Regions from separate parts of the Homo sapiens genome. Here all the other regions are linked to region 4. A link is a contact called in ENCODE Hi-C or POLR2A ChIA-PET data. All regions are on one chromosome and are shown on one strand. Each heading gives the region's core, a stretch centred on a gene start or an enhancer-like site at or near the end of the contact. The rest is flanking DNA. Distances are from core to core; before and after follow the strand shown. Region 1 holds the start of TOMM22-DT (TOMM22 divergent transcript). Region 2 overlaps FAM83F (family with sequence similarity 83 member F). Region 3 holds the start of ADSL (adenylosuccinate lyase). Region 4 holds the start of TAB1 (TGF-beta activated kinase 1 (MAP3K7) binding protein 1).

The links. A loop is a pair of places that touch in the nucleus more often than their neighbours do. ChIA-PET counts read pairs that join two places held with the same protein, here RNA polymerase II (POLR2A). Pooled maps may share reads with other maps.
Region 1: a loop to region 4 is called in a map of B cell, with 13 times the contacts of the local background. The contact joins the promoter of TOMM22-DT here to the promoter of TAB1 in region 4. A Hi-C loop is called at or near these places in 1 of 168 maps with a recorded cell type or tissue (B cell), 1 of 37 single-sample maps with no recorded cell type and 7 of 50 pooled maps. POLR2A ChIA-PET finds 5 or more read pairs at or near these places in 1 of 52 experiments (T-cell).
Region 2: a pooled map shows a loop between it and region 4 (3-fold over the local background). The contact joins the enhancer-like site here to the promoter of TAB1 in region 4. A Hi-C loop is called at or near these places in 1 of 168 maps with a recorded cell type or tissue (vagina), 2 of 37 single-sample maps with no recorded cell type and 2 of 50 pooled maps.
Region 3: a loop to region 4 is called in a pooled map, with 10 times the contacts of the local background. The contact joins the promoter of ADSL here to the promoter of TAB1 in region 4. A Hi-C loop is called at or near these places in 7 of 50 pooled maps.

Annotation. Positions count from the first base shown.
Region 1 is chr22:38,680,331-38,683,685 of GRCh38, forward strand. TOMM22-DT (TOMM22 divergent transcript) reads right to left here and starts at 1,526. Exons shown (of 2, transcript XR_007068097.1): 1 at 1,396-1,526. It overlaps TOMM22 (translocase of outer mitochondrial membrane 22), which reads left to right and starts at 1,627. Exons shown (of 4, transcript NM_020243.5): 1 at 1,627-1,765; 2 at 1,993-2,111; 3 at 2,549-2,666. The coding sequence starts at 1,649. RefSeq lists enhancers at 1,415-2,614, 1,661-1,730 and silencers at 1,461-1,530, 1,921-1,970.
Region 2 is chr22:40,020,870-40,024,309 of GRCh38, forward strand. FAM83F (family with sequence similarity 83 member F) reads left to right here. Exons shown (of 5, transcript NM_138435.4): 4 at 421-1,094. Among named protein-coding and RNA genes, the nearest start is that of TNRC6B-DT, 22 kb to the right of the region's middle. RefSeq lists enhancers at 1,811-2,311, 2,312-2,812. Within about 2 kb of position 2,167, at least 2 of the 41 ENCODE cell types and tissues checked have a DNase peak (open chromatin) inside an H3K27ac peak, as active enhancers do.
Region 3 is chr22:40,345,165-40,348,181 of GRCh38, forward strand. It overlaps ADSL (adenylosuccinate lyase), which reads left to right and starts at 1,336. Exons shown (of 13, transcript NM_000026.4): 1 at 1,336-1,547. The coding sequence starts at 1,395. RefSeq lists enhancers at 851-1,364, 1,365-1,878, 1,879-2,391 and a silencer at 1,589-1,678.
Region 4 is chr22:39,398,120-39,401,134 of GRCh38, forward strand. It overlaps TAB1 (TGF-beta activated kinase 1 (MAP3K7) binding protein 1), which reads left to right and starts at 1,661. Exons shown (of 11, transcript NM_006116.3): 1 at 1,661-1,716. The coding sequence starts at 1,684. RefSeq lists an enhancer at 1,600-1,719 and a silencer at 1,880-2,019.

The DNA of each region.
Region 1 (3,355 bases), core at 276-2,775, 720 kb before region 4:
CTGACCAGCTCACCTACTTACTAGAAATCTATGTACTATGCCTCAGTTTCCTCATTTCTAAAATGGGGATAACAGTGCCTACCCCAGTGAGCTGCTGTGAAGATTAAAGGAGGACACACCGCACCCACCCACACCCACAGGCACCAGAGCACCTGGTATTTAGGTGTTAACTCTTACCTTTGTTTGGTACATAGGGAAGATTTACCTGATGTTTTCCCAAAAGACCTGCAAGACACTAATTTATTCCTACCAAGTAAAACATGGCTCAGGAAAACGAAACTGGATCAGTGTCTCTCTAAAACAGCCCAAGAAGCAGGCCAAGGAGATGGACAAGGAAGATAAATCTTTGGCCCTGGTCACAGGCCGAATTAAGAAATCCGGCAAGGTGGGGCGCAGTGGCATAGGCCTGTAATCCTAGGACTTGGGGAGGCTGAGGCAGTCGGATTGCTTGAGTCTCGGAGTTCAAGACCAGCCTAGGCAACACAGTGAAACCCTGTCTTTATATATATATGTATGTGTGTGTGTGTGTGTGTGTGTATATGTGTGTATGTATATATACATAATACGTATATATGTATACGTATGTATATATATACATATATACACATACCTATATACACATATATACATATATACACATATATACATATATATACATATATACGTATATATATACACACACATAAAATATATATTATATATAATATATAACTATATATAGGCCAGGTGCGGTGGCTGATGCCTGTAATGCCAGCACTTTGGGAGGCCGAGGCGGGCAGATCACTTGAGGTCAGGAGTTCAAAACCAGCCTAGCCAAATGGTGAAACCCCGTCTCTACTAAAAATACAAAAAATTAGCGGGGCGTGGTTGGTGGTGCATGCTGAGGCAGGAGAATCGCTTGAACCTGGGAGGCGGAGCTTGCAGTGAGCCGGGATCACACCACTGCACTCCATCCAGTCTGGGCGACAGAGCGAGACTCCGTCTCAAAACAAAACCAACAACAACAACAACAACAAAAAGCTAAAATCTTACAAAAAGCGACCTGTTCCACTGTCCCTTGGGCCTGCGGTGATGGTGGGCCTGACTCCATTCGTCTTTAAACATCTCTATTCCCGGCCACATCTTTGGCCACCTATGCTCGAATAAAGTGTTGTCTTGGAGCCTGTTGTAAATTTAAGAATAAACTTTTGTTAAAAAAAAAAATACAGTGGCTCATCATCTCTTGAGTTGTTTTCACTCAGCCACTCCTACCTTAGCTGTGAACTTAAAGTAAAACAAGCCCCCAGAATCTTGCCAGAGTCAGCCCTTTGATCTTTGTTCTCCCCTGAACTCTATTACCTGGAATTAAAACAACGCATTTGAAAAAAAGAAAAACAAGCAAGTTTCTGAGCTCACCCTATACCCGCTGAACAGAATGACTGCGGTGGCGCCCCAGAACCTCTCACAGGCCTCTCAGCTGCTGCTAATGCCCGCCGAAGCCCCGACGCCCGGATAAGGCCAGGGCTGCCGGACCCGCTGCGGGCACTGGAGGACCCGGGGCTAGAGGGCGCCGCTCTCGCCCGGCTCGCGCCTCGGCTCCCGGAAAAGCAGCTCTGTCCGCCGTTCGGCTGCGCTCACCTCCTTTCCGCTTCCGGTGTCCCCTACAGTCATGGCTGCCGCCGTCGCTGCTGCCGGTGCAGGGGAACCCCAGTCCCCGGACGAATTGCTCCCGAAAGGCGACGCGGAGAAGCCTGAGGAGGAGCTGGAGGAGGACGACGATGAGGAGGTACTAGGGCCTCGCGGGGTGCAGAGCGGGAAGCGGGCCCGCTCGTGGGTGTGGGATCCGCGTGGTACGGGATCGGAGCGAAGCGGCTGCTTTGGGAGGCGGGGTTAGGGGCCCTGCTGGGCCCTGGGTGCCCTAGCTCCAGTGGGGCTCGGCGGCTCCCAGTGCCGCAGCGGGGCCAGGAATGGATGTCGCTTTTTCGGCTAAGACCCGCGTCTACTCCACCACAGCTAGATGAGACCCTGTCGGAGAGACTATGGGGCCTGACGGAGATGTTTCCGGAGAGGGTCCGGTCCGCGGCCGGAGCCACTTTTGATCTTTCCCTCTTTGTGGCTCAGAAAATGTACAGGTAAGGAACGAGGGCAAAGGCACTGGGTACGTGCATGGGATGGTCGTGGTGCTGTGAAAGAACACGGGGTTTGGAAGCAGCAGACCCGTGTTGGGTGACCTTGGGCTTGTACCCTATCCTTTCTTAGTTTCCTCTTCTGTAAAATGGGGATTCTTACCTGGCAGGGGAGTTGTGGGGGTTATTTCAGATTGTTGGAGATAATTAATGAATAAGGAGCTTTGTAAGAACTCAGGAGAATGTTAAACCGCCATCACTAGATGATACAGCTACCATAGCTGCTCCTCCTGTCTCTGGTAGGAGTATGGTGTAAGGAGCGGGTAGAATACGTTTATCAAAAACATTGGAGTATGTAATGTGAGAGGTTTGGTTACTGGGTAGTTCTTGCCTGTTTTGTTTGCATGTCTTCATGCTCACCCTCTGGGGATTTTCCTCTGCAGGTTTTCCAGGGCAGCCTTGTGGATTGGGACCACTTCCTTTATGATCCTGGTTCTTCCCGTTGTCTTTGAGACGGAGAAGTTGCAAATGGAGCAACAGCAGCAACTGCAGCAGCGGCAGGTGAGCCCAGACCTTGGGCTTTTTGCCAGTGGTGGAGACGCAAGTTATTTCACTAACACATTGGTCCCCAACCTTTTTGGCACCAGGGACTGGTTTCATGGAACACAGTTTTTACATGGATGGTGGGTTGGGGGTGGCCGGGGGTCGGGGGGGGGGTTCTGGATGATTCAAGTGCATTACATTTATTGTGCACTGAATTTCTATTATTACATTGTAATATATAATGAAATAATTCTATAACGTAGAATGAGTGGGAGCCCTGAGCTTGTTTTCCTGCAACTAGACAGTCCTGTCTGGGGGTGATGGGAGACAGTGACAGATCATCAGGCATTAGATTTTCATAAGGAGCTTGCAACCTAGATCCCTCGCATGCACTGTTCACAAGGGTTTGTGTTCCTATGAGAATCTAACACTGCTGCTGATCTGACAGGAGGTGGAGCTCAGGCAGTAATGTGAGCGATGGTGAACAGCAGTAAACACAGATGAAGCTTCTCTCACTTGCCTGCTGCTGATCTACTGCTGTGTGGCTCAGCTCCTAACAGGCCATGGGCCAGTGCCAGTCCACAGCCCAGGGGTTGAGGGCTCCTGTTGTAGCACCTGAGTTGACCAACAGTTAATGTGTGGGTGGGGATTGGGATCGGGCCCATGCTCTTTTAGTTGTCTGACTGTGCTTTCAGTATTATTTTTGT
Region 2 (3,440 bases), core at 917-3,416, 620 kb after region 4:
GAATAATATTCATAATAGTGGCAGCTGCAGTTACTATTTTTTAAATGTGTGTTTGTGCCAGGGACTGAGCTAAATGTTTTATATGAGTTACTTCATTTGTGCCTCACAACAACCCTGTGAACATATGTCCTGGGAGCCCCAGCTTACAAGGCACATGAGAATATAAACCAGGTTTAAATGCAGGCCTGACTTCCCATGCTCTTTCCCTGCACCCACTGCCTGCTTGCTTCATTTGAGGCCAAGCTCTGGGGAAAGGGAGGCTACGGGTGGGTGGAGGGAATCAGTCCAGCGTGTGGCCCACAAGGAGCCGTACACCTGCAGCAAGGGTCTGGCCACAGCGGAGGGGCAGGTGGGGGCGGGGGCAGGGCAAGAGAGAGGCCTGGGCACATGTGTCTTGCTTTTCTGTCCCCACGTTCCCAGGTTCACCTGGAGTTCCTCCCATGTGGACAGAAACCTCCTCCTGCTCCTGACAGGACAGAACGTAGAGCCCTTTGACACGGAGTTCCGGGAGCTGTACGCCATCTCCGAGGAGGTGGACTTGTACCGGCAGCTGAGCCTGGCGGGCAGGGTTGGCCTCCATTACTCCTCCACTGTGGCTCGAAAGCTTATCAACCCCAAGTACGCCTTGGTGTCAGGCTGCCGCCACCCGCCTGGGGAGATGATGCGCTGGGCTGCCCGGCAACAGCGGGAGGCGGGCGGCAACCCGGAGGGGCAGGAGGAGGGCGCCAGCGGTGGCGAGTCGGCCTGGCGCCTGGAGAGCTTCCTGAAAGACCTGGTTACGGTGGAGCAGGTGCTGCCCCCCGTGGAGCCCATCCCCTTGGGAGAGCTGAGCCAGAAGGATGGCAGGATGGTCTCTCACATGCACAGAGACCTGAAGCCCAAATCCCGAGAGGCACCCAGCCGAAACGGCATGGGAGAAGCGGCCCGGGGGGAGGCCGCCCCCGCCAGGCGCTTCAGCAGCAGGCTCTTCAGTCGCCGAGCCAAGAGGCCTGCGGCGCCCAATGGCATGGCCAGCTCTGTCTCCACCGAGACCTCTGAAGTGGAGTTTCTGACGGGGAAGAGGCCCAACGAGAATTCCAGTGCTGACATCTCAGGTGAGCCCTCTTCCCTCTGGCCTGGTGCCTCCCCAGGCCTCTGGCCCTCGCCCCGCATCGGCTCTTATCCAGGAGCACTGCCTCATACCTGCAGAGGAGTAGATTCCATCTGTGGGCACAGAGAGGGCAGGAGCTCTGGGGTTCCGGGGTCCTTGGTTCCCATTCTGGCCCCGGCCATTAGCTGCCTGGAGGCCTTGGGCAAGTCCTGCAGCTCTGAGTTTCATTTTCCTCTTCTCTGAAAAAAGAGAAGGATTCCAGGCTTGGCATGGAGGGGTCTCAGAGCTTCTAATGCTACTGCTAGAAGGCATTCAGATCAGCCCTCATGGTAACCCAACAAATCAAATAAGCTGAGAAACTTTCTCCTTTGTAAGTGAAGAAACGGGGGCTCTGCACAGTGGGGTGCATGGCTGCAGCTCGACCCTGGCTCTGAGTTGAGGGCTCTTTCTAGCAAACCTTTTCCCTTGCCAGATCACCTATTGTCAGGATCTCACCTGGTTAGACACACCCCACCCTCCCCTGTACCCTACTGGTGCCCTGACCCAGTTTCCTGTCTCTGTGACGGGCAGTCCGACTTGGTTTCTCCACGTCCCTCTGCTGAGTGCTGTCTGCCCAGCTGCTTGTCCCTGGGTGGGATTGTTCCATGGCAGCGTCTTTCTGGGCATCTCTCTGGGATCCCCAGGAGGCCCTGGACTTTATGTCTCTCTCTGCAGCAGTCTCTGGGGTGGCCTTTCAGGTGGCTGGTGGCGGTGCCTTTCTCATCTCTGCATCCCTGAGTCAGGGGACTTTCCATGGTGGGGTTTCTCCCTCCATCGCTGTGGAGCCCAGTGATGAGAACTGGGCTCTGGCTGGCCAGGTGGGCGATGGCAGGGCCTGAGGTCTTGTGTGCCCGGCCCAAGGGCTTCCAGGACTCCTGCATTCCTGCACACCAGCTTTAACCGGATTGTGATGGTGTGAGAGCAGGGAGCACAAGTGTCATCCCCTCTGCTAATTCCCCAGCACTGCTTTGGAGTCTGACACATTCTGTGCTCAGGAAATGTTGGCTAACTTTGCTTCTTGGAGTTGGAACAGGCCTGGGCGCCTCTGTGGCTGTGGGCACAGTGGGAGTGTCAGGGCGTTCCTTCTGTTTGGCCTGGAGACGTTGACTGAGCTGCTGGCTTGCCAGGTCCTGCACAGGCACTCTCTCTCCCCTTCTGCCCCCACAACCACCCTTCAAGCACAGAGGTGGCAGATGGCTCGGAGAGGTGAATGAAGTGGTCCCAGGTCACAGGAAGTGGTAGTAAGGCCAGGATTCAAGACCAGGCATGGGCACAGCCATGTTCTGTCAGGGGAGGGGTGGCTGGCCCCATCCCCATTCCTCCTGGGCTCCCTGGCTCCCCTAACACCAGCTGCTGCTGCTGCTGCTGCTCCTGCTCTGTACCTCTGGTTTGGAGGAAGGGTTGCCATGGTGAACACCTGGCAAGGGAGCGAGGGGAAGAGGGGAAGGAGGTGGAAGAGGGGAAGGAGGGGGCGAGCCGACAGCAGCAAGGACTATTTCCCGAGTCCTGACTGAAGTGGAGTGGAAGCTTTCTCTTCCTTCAGCCCCTCGCCCTGAGATGCAGTTTCCATGGAAACTCAAAGCCCATTGTCTTGTCCCTTCCCGCTGCCTTCTGCGTGTCCCTCCACATCCATGTCCCTGCTCCCACATCTCGGGTGGTCACGGCGGCCCTGCCCCTGCTGCCGCTCTCTGGTGTCTGCACATGGTGCCCAGGAGCCAGCCTTGCAGACACAGACGGTACCCTTGGGAAGCTCCTCTCCAGGGCACCTGATGCTGGGATAGAGAGAGAGAGGGAATAGTGAGGGCGAGGGCACGGACAGCCAGGAAGGTCCGGGGATGCCCGGAACCATCATCCCGTTCCTTGTCCGTCCTTTAGACGAACACAGAGCAGCCTCCTCCGGTAAGGCTTCTGCCCACCTGGGTGGGCGCCCAGTACCTGCAGTCCTGAAATTCACGCACCTTTCCTCTCCCTCCCAAGGCCTGAGGGAGAAGCAGCAGCTCCTCTCCTGTCTTTTGCTGGTTTTGTTTGTTTTTAAGACAATGTCTCGCTGGAGTGCAGTGGTGCGACCACAGCTCATTGCAACCTCAACCTCCTCGGTTCAAGCGATTCTCCCACCTCAGCCTCCTGAGTAGCTGGGCTCACAGGTGTGTGCCACCATGCCTGGCTAATTTTTTAAATTGTTTGTATAGACAGGGTCTCATCATGTTGCCCAGGCTGGTCTCCTGGCCTCAAGTGATCCTCCTACCTCTGGGCCTCCCAAAGCGCTGGGATTATAGGCACAAGCCACCGCGCCTGGCCAGGAGCTCCTCTC
Region 3 (3,017 bases), core at 86-2,585, 950 kb after region 4:
GGAGAGGGTGCAGGCACCCGGCTCTTTTCGTTTGTTTTGTTTTTGAGACAGGGTCTCACTGTTGCCTAAGCTGTAGTGGCAAAATCATGGCTTACTGCAGCCTCAACATCCTGGGCTCAAGTGATTCTCCCACCTCAGCCTCCCAAGTAGCTGGGACTACAGGTGCACACCACCATACCCAGTTAATTTTTGTATTTTTTGTAGAGACAGTGTTTCATCATGTTGCTCAGGCTGGTCTCCAACTCCTGGACTCAAGCGATCTGCCCAGCTCAGCCTCCAAAGTGCTGAGATTATAGGCGTGAGTCACCGTGCCCAGCTGAGACACCTGGCTCTTACAGCTCCAGATGAACCCTTTCCTGTGTGATCACCCCACTGGCACTCCAGACTGAACAACATAGCAAGACCCTGTCAAAAAAAAAAAAAAGGGGGGGGGCCACTTGAGTGTTTCTATTTCTATTTATTTATTTAATTCTTTTATTTTTTGGAGACGGAGTCTCGCTCTGTCGCCCAGGCTGGAGTGCAGTGGCGCGATCTTGGCTCACTGCAACCTCCGCCTTCCGGGTTCAAGAAATTCTCCTGTCTCAGCCTCACAAGTAGCTGAGACTACAGGTACAGGCCGCCATGCCCGACTAATTTTTTGTATTTTAGTAGAGACAGGGTTTCACGTGTTGCCCAGGCTGGTCTCAAACTCCTAAGCTCAGGAAATCTGCCTGCCTCGACCTCCCGAAGTGCTGGGATTACAGGCGTAGGCCACCGCAGCCGGCTCACTGGGGGCGCAGTAAATGCCGATTTCCCTTGGGTATCTTCATTTCTCCTTAGAGCCGAGCTCGGTGCGCCGCGGGCAGGAGTGGGTGGGGCGACAGTAATAAGAGTAACAGCAAGCGTACACACGGCCTTCCAAGTGTGCCAGACACCGCTCTAACACTGAATCCGCACAACCCGAAAGGCAGGCCTTTTTTTTTTTTTTTTTTTTTGCTTTTTGTTTTTTAGAGACGGGAGGGTCTCCCTGTGTTGCCCAGGCTGGTCTCGATCTGTCGGCCTCAAGCGATCCTCCGGTCTGGGGCCCCCACAGTGCTGGGATTACAAGCGTGAGCCACCGCGCCCGGCCAAGGAAGTCTTAATGTACCTCTTTTCAGACAGGAAAACTAAAGTGTAGCGCGGCTAAGTAACGTAGGAAGCATCAATCATGTTTCTGGTCAAAGAAGCGAACCAAGTCAATTCTCAGGCAGAAGCAGCGGAGATTCTCCGCAGCCGGCAGCGCCCAGGGCGCCCGGAACCCAGAGAGCGAGACCGCGTGAAGGAAGTCCCGCCCCGCCCCGTCCTGCCCTGGCCTCCAGGTTTCCGCTTCCGCTCTTCCCTGGTCCAGTCCACCCTGGCGGGGTCGCAGGGTTGGGATGGCGGCTGGAGGCGATCATGGTTCGCCCGACAGCTACCGCTCACCTCTTGCCTCCCGCTATGCCAGCCCGGAGATGTGCTTCGTGTTTAGCGACAGGTATAAATTCCGGACATGGCGGCAGCTGTGGCTGTGGCTGGCGGAGGCCGAGCAGGTAACGGATCCCGGGCTGAGGGGCTGGGCCGGGAGGGACGGGCCCGCCCCAGCACGTGCCGGGCTCTGTTCCGGGCTGGGCTTAGCCACCCCGGAGCTGCGGCCCGGCTATTTTCAGCTGGGTGTTCCCTGTCCTGAGGAGCTGCGGCCCCAGGAAAGCAAGGGCAGGAGATCCGGGAGCCGCCACCTGTTGCCTCACGTGTTCTCAGTCCGAGAGGGTTCGAGACGCGGAGGAGGCTGGGAGAAATTCAGCCTGTAGTTTCAGGGAATTCATTTTGGCCATCCCCGCAGGAGTACGCTGCTAACCACAGACACCGAGCGCTTGTTTCGTACTGTTGTGCTCATTATTTCACTAATCTTTTCTTGTGTAATCCATGAAGATCTTGCAGGCTTGATGGTGTTTTTCCCACATTGCAGGGGAGAACAAAGCCCGGACAGCTTGTTGTTTGCCCTAGCCCATCCAGCTATTAAGAACGGAACTGGGATTTGAACCTGGGTGCACTCCAGAGCCTGAGCTGAGCACGTAGCCCCTTGGTTTTCCACAGTGCCTGTGTAGTTAGTGACAGGACTGGAATGCTTGTTTTCTAGGCCACCGTTTCTGCCTCACTGGCCTCCGCTTTGCCTCTTAGGAGAAGACTCCGGGTAGGGGTTTATTAAACGGGGTTTATAATTTCTTTTCTAAGGGCTGCATAGAGAACTTCTTAGCCCAGCGGTTTCAGAAATAGCTCCAGAAGAGTTGAAGCAAACTGAAGGTGATCCAGAGAGCGATAATGTTTCTCCTCAAGTTTCAGAGGAAAGTGCCACAACGAGCAAGTTGGCAATGCCCTCTCAAACGGCACAGTAAACATGGAAACAATTTGACTTCGGGCCTAGGACCTGTACCATGGAACTCTCCAAACAGGAAACTTTCATTCTAGATTCCCTCCCTCCCCTTATCACTGCCCTCCAAAATATTGGGCGATACACTACAATAATAGCAGACATTCAGATAGTGCCTTCTGAGACCCAGGTCTTAACCCTTTACACATGGTTGCTTATTAATCCTCCAAACAACCCTGAAGAGTAGGTATGAAATACTATGACTGTACCTGTTTTACAGATGGAAGAATGAAGCATCAACTTAATAAACTCTTGGCGTAGATAGCGATAGTAGTAGACCTTAATCATGTGTTGTGGTTTGTGATGTACTAGTGTGTACTCTTTCTATTTCATCTGATATTCTATTCTGTAGATGAGGGTAGTGGTACTCAAGACTTTGCCAGGGTCGCCAAAGCTAGTAAATGGCTTCAAGCTGGAATTGGAATGTAGAGTCTGAGTATGTGTTCTTTGTGTTGGCCTAAAATGCATACAATTTTGGCTTTGGATTATCTGTTAGGGTGTCAAAATTACCATAAATTGCATAATAACTTAGTAGCTAAGAAAAAACTTGGAGAATAAGAGATTAGGAGGAATGCAGAAAATTTGTAGTAAG
Region 4 (3,015 bases), core at 411-2,910:
GGAGTTCAAGACCAGCCTGACCAACATGGAGAAACCCCATCGCTACTAAAAATACAAAATTAGCCAGACGTGGTGGCGCATGCCTGTAATCCCAGCTACTTGGGAGGTTGAGGCAGGAGAATCGCTTGAACCTGGGAGTCAAACATCTCTCTACCAATGGGACCCTGTCAATGGCTTGCTTAGAAGGCAACAACTTCCCTCTGTCCTCCAGATGAATAAACTCCTGCCTGGGGCCCACTTGGTCAGAGCCTGTCCCTACAACCCCTTCATCTCTCTCCTCCAACTCTGTGCAAGCCACAGTGGGCTCCCGTGACAAGTGTGCTTTTTTTTTTTTTTTTTTTAAGACAGAGTCTCACTCTGTTGCCCAGGTTGGAGTGCAGTGGAGTGATCTCAGCTCACTCACTGCAACCTCCACCTCCCAGGTTCGTGATTCTCCTGCTTCAGCCTCCCAAGTAGCTGGGATTACAGGCGTGCACCACCATGCCTGGCTAATTTTTTGTAGTTTTAGTAGAGATGGGGTTTCACCATGTTGGCTGGACTGATCTCGAACTCCTGACCTCAGGTGATCCACCGGCCTCGGCCTCCCAAAGTGCTGGGATTACAGGCATGAGCCACCGCGCCTGCCCCCGGCAGAATGTCTTATATACATAAATGTTGTCCTCTCCAATTAAAATGTTAACATTTTAGGTTGGGCGGGGTGGCTCACACTTGTAATCCCAGCACTTTGGGAGGCCCAGGCAGAAGAATCGTTTTAGGCCAGGAGTTTGAGACCAGCCTGGCCAACATAGCGGTACTCCGTCTCTACAAAAAATGTAAAAGATTAGCTGGGCGTGGTGGCGGGCGCCTGTAACCCCAGCTACTCGGGAGGCTGAGGCAGGAGAATCGCTTCAACCCGGGAGGCAGAGGTTGCAGTGAGTCCAGATCACGCCACTGCATTCCAGCCTGGGCGACAGAGCAAGCCTCCGTCTCAAAAATAACATAACATAACATAACATAAAATAATAATAAAATGAAATGAAATAAAATAAAATAAAATGTTAGCTTTTTGAAGGCCTGTCCTGCTCGCTGCAGAACCCACTATAGAGCCAAGCAGGGTCACCTAGGTAGCATTTGCTGAGTGAATGAATTGTCCTCCCCTTACCAACTGTGTTCACAAAGAACCCTCAGGAGTTCAAGACCAGCCTGGCCAACATGGCGAAACCCCGTTTCTACTAAAAATACAAAAATTAGCCGGGCGTGGTGGCTCATGCCTGTAGTCCCGGCTACTCCGGAGGCTGGGGCAGGAGAGGCGGGCACCTGTAATCCCAGCTACTCGGGAAGCTGAGGAAGGAGAATCGCTTGAGGCCGGAAGGCAGAGGTTGCAGGGAGCTGTGATCGCGCCACTGCACTCCAGCCTGGGTGACAGAGTGAGACCCTATCTCAAAAAATAATAAAGATGGGCGAGGAGCAATCGGCCCCGAGGAAAAGACAAAACAAAACAACAACAACAACAACAACAACAAAACGTGCAAGAGCGCGCCTGCGCACACGGTCCGCTACGACCCCCATCCCTCTTCGGGCGTGGGGTGGCGCTGGGCGCATGCTCCCCGGCAGCGCGGTCATCCTCGCCTCCTTCGGGCCGCTCTAGCCGCCCCACTCGCTGCTCTGCGGGGAGGCGGGCGCTCCCGCAGGGGTTCCTCCAAGATGGCGGCGCAGAGGAGGAGCTTGCTGCAGAGTGTGAGGAACAGGCCCGCTCTCTGGGCTTGGGGTTGGGAGCCTGGGCGGGGGTGCTGTCGGGTGCAGGAACGGCTCCTTCTCCGAGTTTGGACAGCCACCCTCTCCGTGGTGGGGTGTGTCAGCCACCTTCTCCTCTCCTCGGGCTGGCCCCCTCGTTCCCGAGGCCAGGGCGTGTGTGCGCGGCGGGCCCGGCCCCCGGGTCAAGGGCGCCGGGGCTGTGGGCTGCTGCTGCCGGGCGTCGAGGGCGGGAGCGTCCTGGAGCCAGAAGGGAACACGGCGGGCGGCAGCAGAGCTATCCGAGTCTCGAGCCCACTGCGACACCGAGCAGACGTGCAATGATAATAACAGCAGCATCCACAGTGTACCGCTTACTGCATCCCCGGCGTTGTGTTAATTGCTTTACATTTGTCAGTTTCATTTTCGTAGCAGCCCCCTGAGATAGGTGCTACTGTTATTCCTATTTGACAGACTGAGACACTGAGGTGGTCGTTTGCCTAAGGCCACACAAATGGTACGTATTGAGGCAGGATTAAAATCAGGCAGTGTGATTCCAGAAACCCCCTTAACCCCTGGGCTGTACTAAAGGAATGACCAGTGGTAGCTGTCACTGGGTTCTGGTCCTGGCTCTGACTGTGTCTCCCTCAGCCTCAGTTTCCTTCTCCTAAGGCGAGAGCGCTGAGTGGAAGAATTGTCTTCAGACTCATCCCTACCCCCGGTCTGGACCCTCATGGGTTTGGCGCTGTCTTCCAGGCCCTGCGTCCTCTGACGCGTATGTGCACATAGATGCACACACATGTTGGCACCATGGACTACTCTGACCTACCAGGGTAGGGTGCTGGCCTCCTGGGTCCTTCCTATGCATGGCACTGTTAGAATTGTCTATGGACTTGTCTGCCTCCTGTACTAGAAAGTAAACTCCGCCGGGCGCGGTGGCTCATGCCTGTAATCCCAGAACTATGGGAGGCTGAGGCGGGTGGATCACGAGGTCAGGAGATCAAGACCATCCTGGCCAACATGGTGAAACCCCGTCTTTACTAAAAATACAAAAATTAGCCGAGCGTGGTGGGGGCGCCTGTAGTCCCAACTATTCGGGAGGCTGAGGCAGGAGAATTAGCTTGAACACAGGAGGCGGAGCTTGCAGCGAGCCAAGATCGGGCCACTGCACTCCAGCCTGGAGCGACAGAGCGAGACTGTGTCTCAAAAAAAAAAAAAAAAAAAAAACGAAAGTAAACTCCTTGAGGACAGGGACCTGTGATCTCTTGTTTACCGCTGTGTCTCTATTATCTATCACCATGTGCT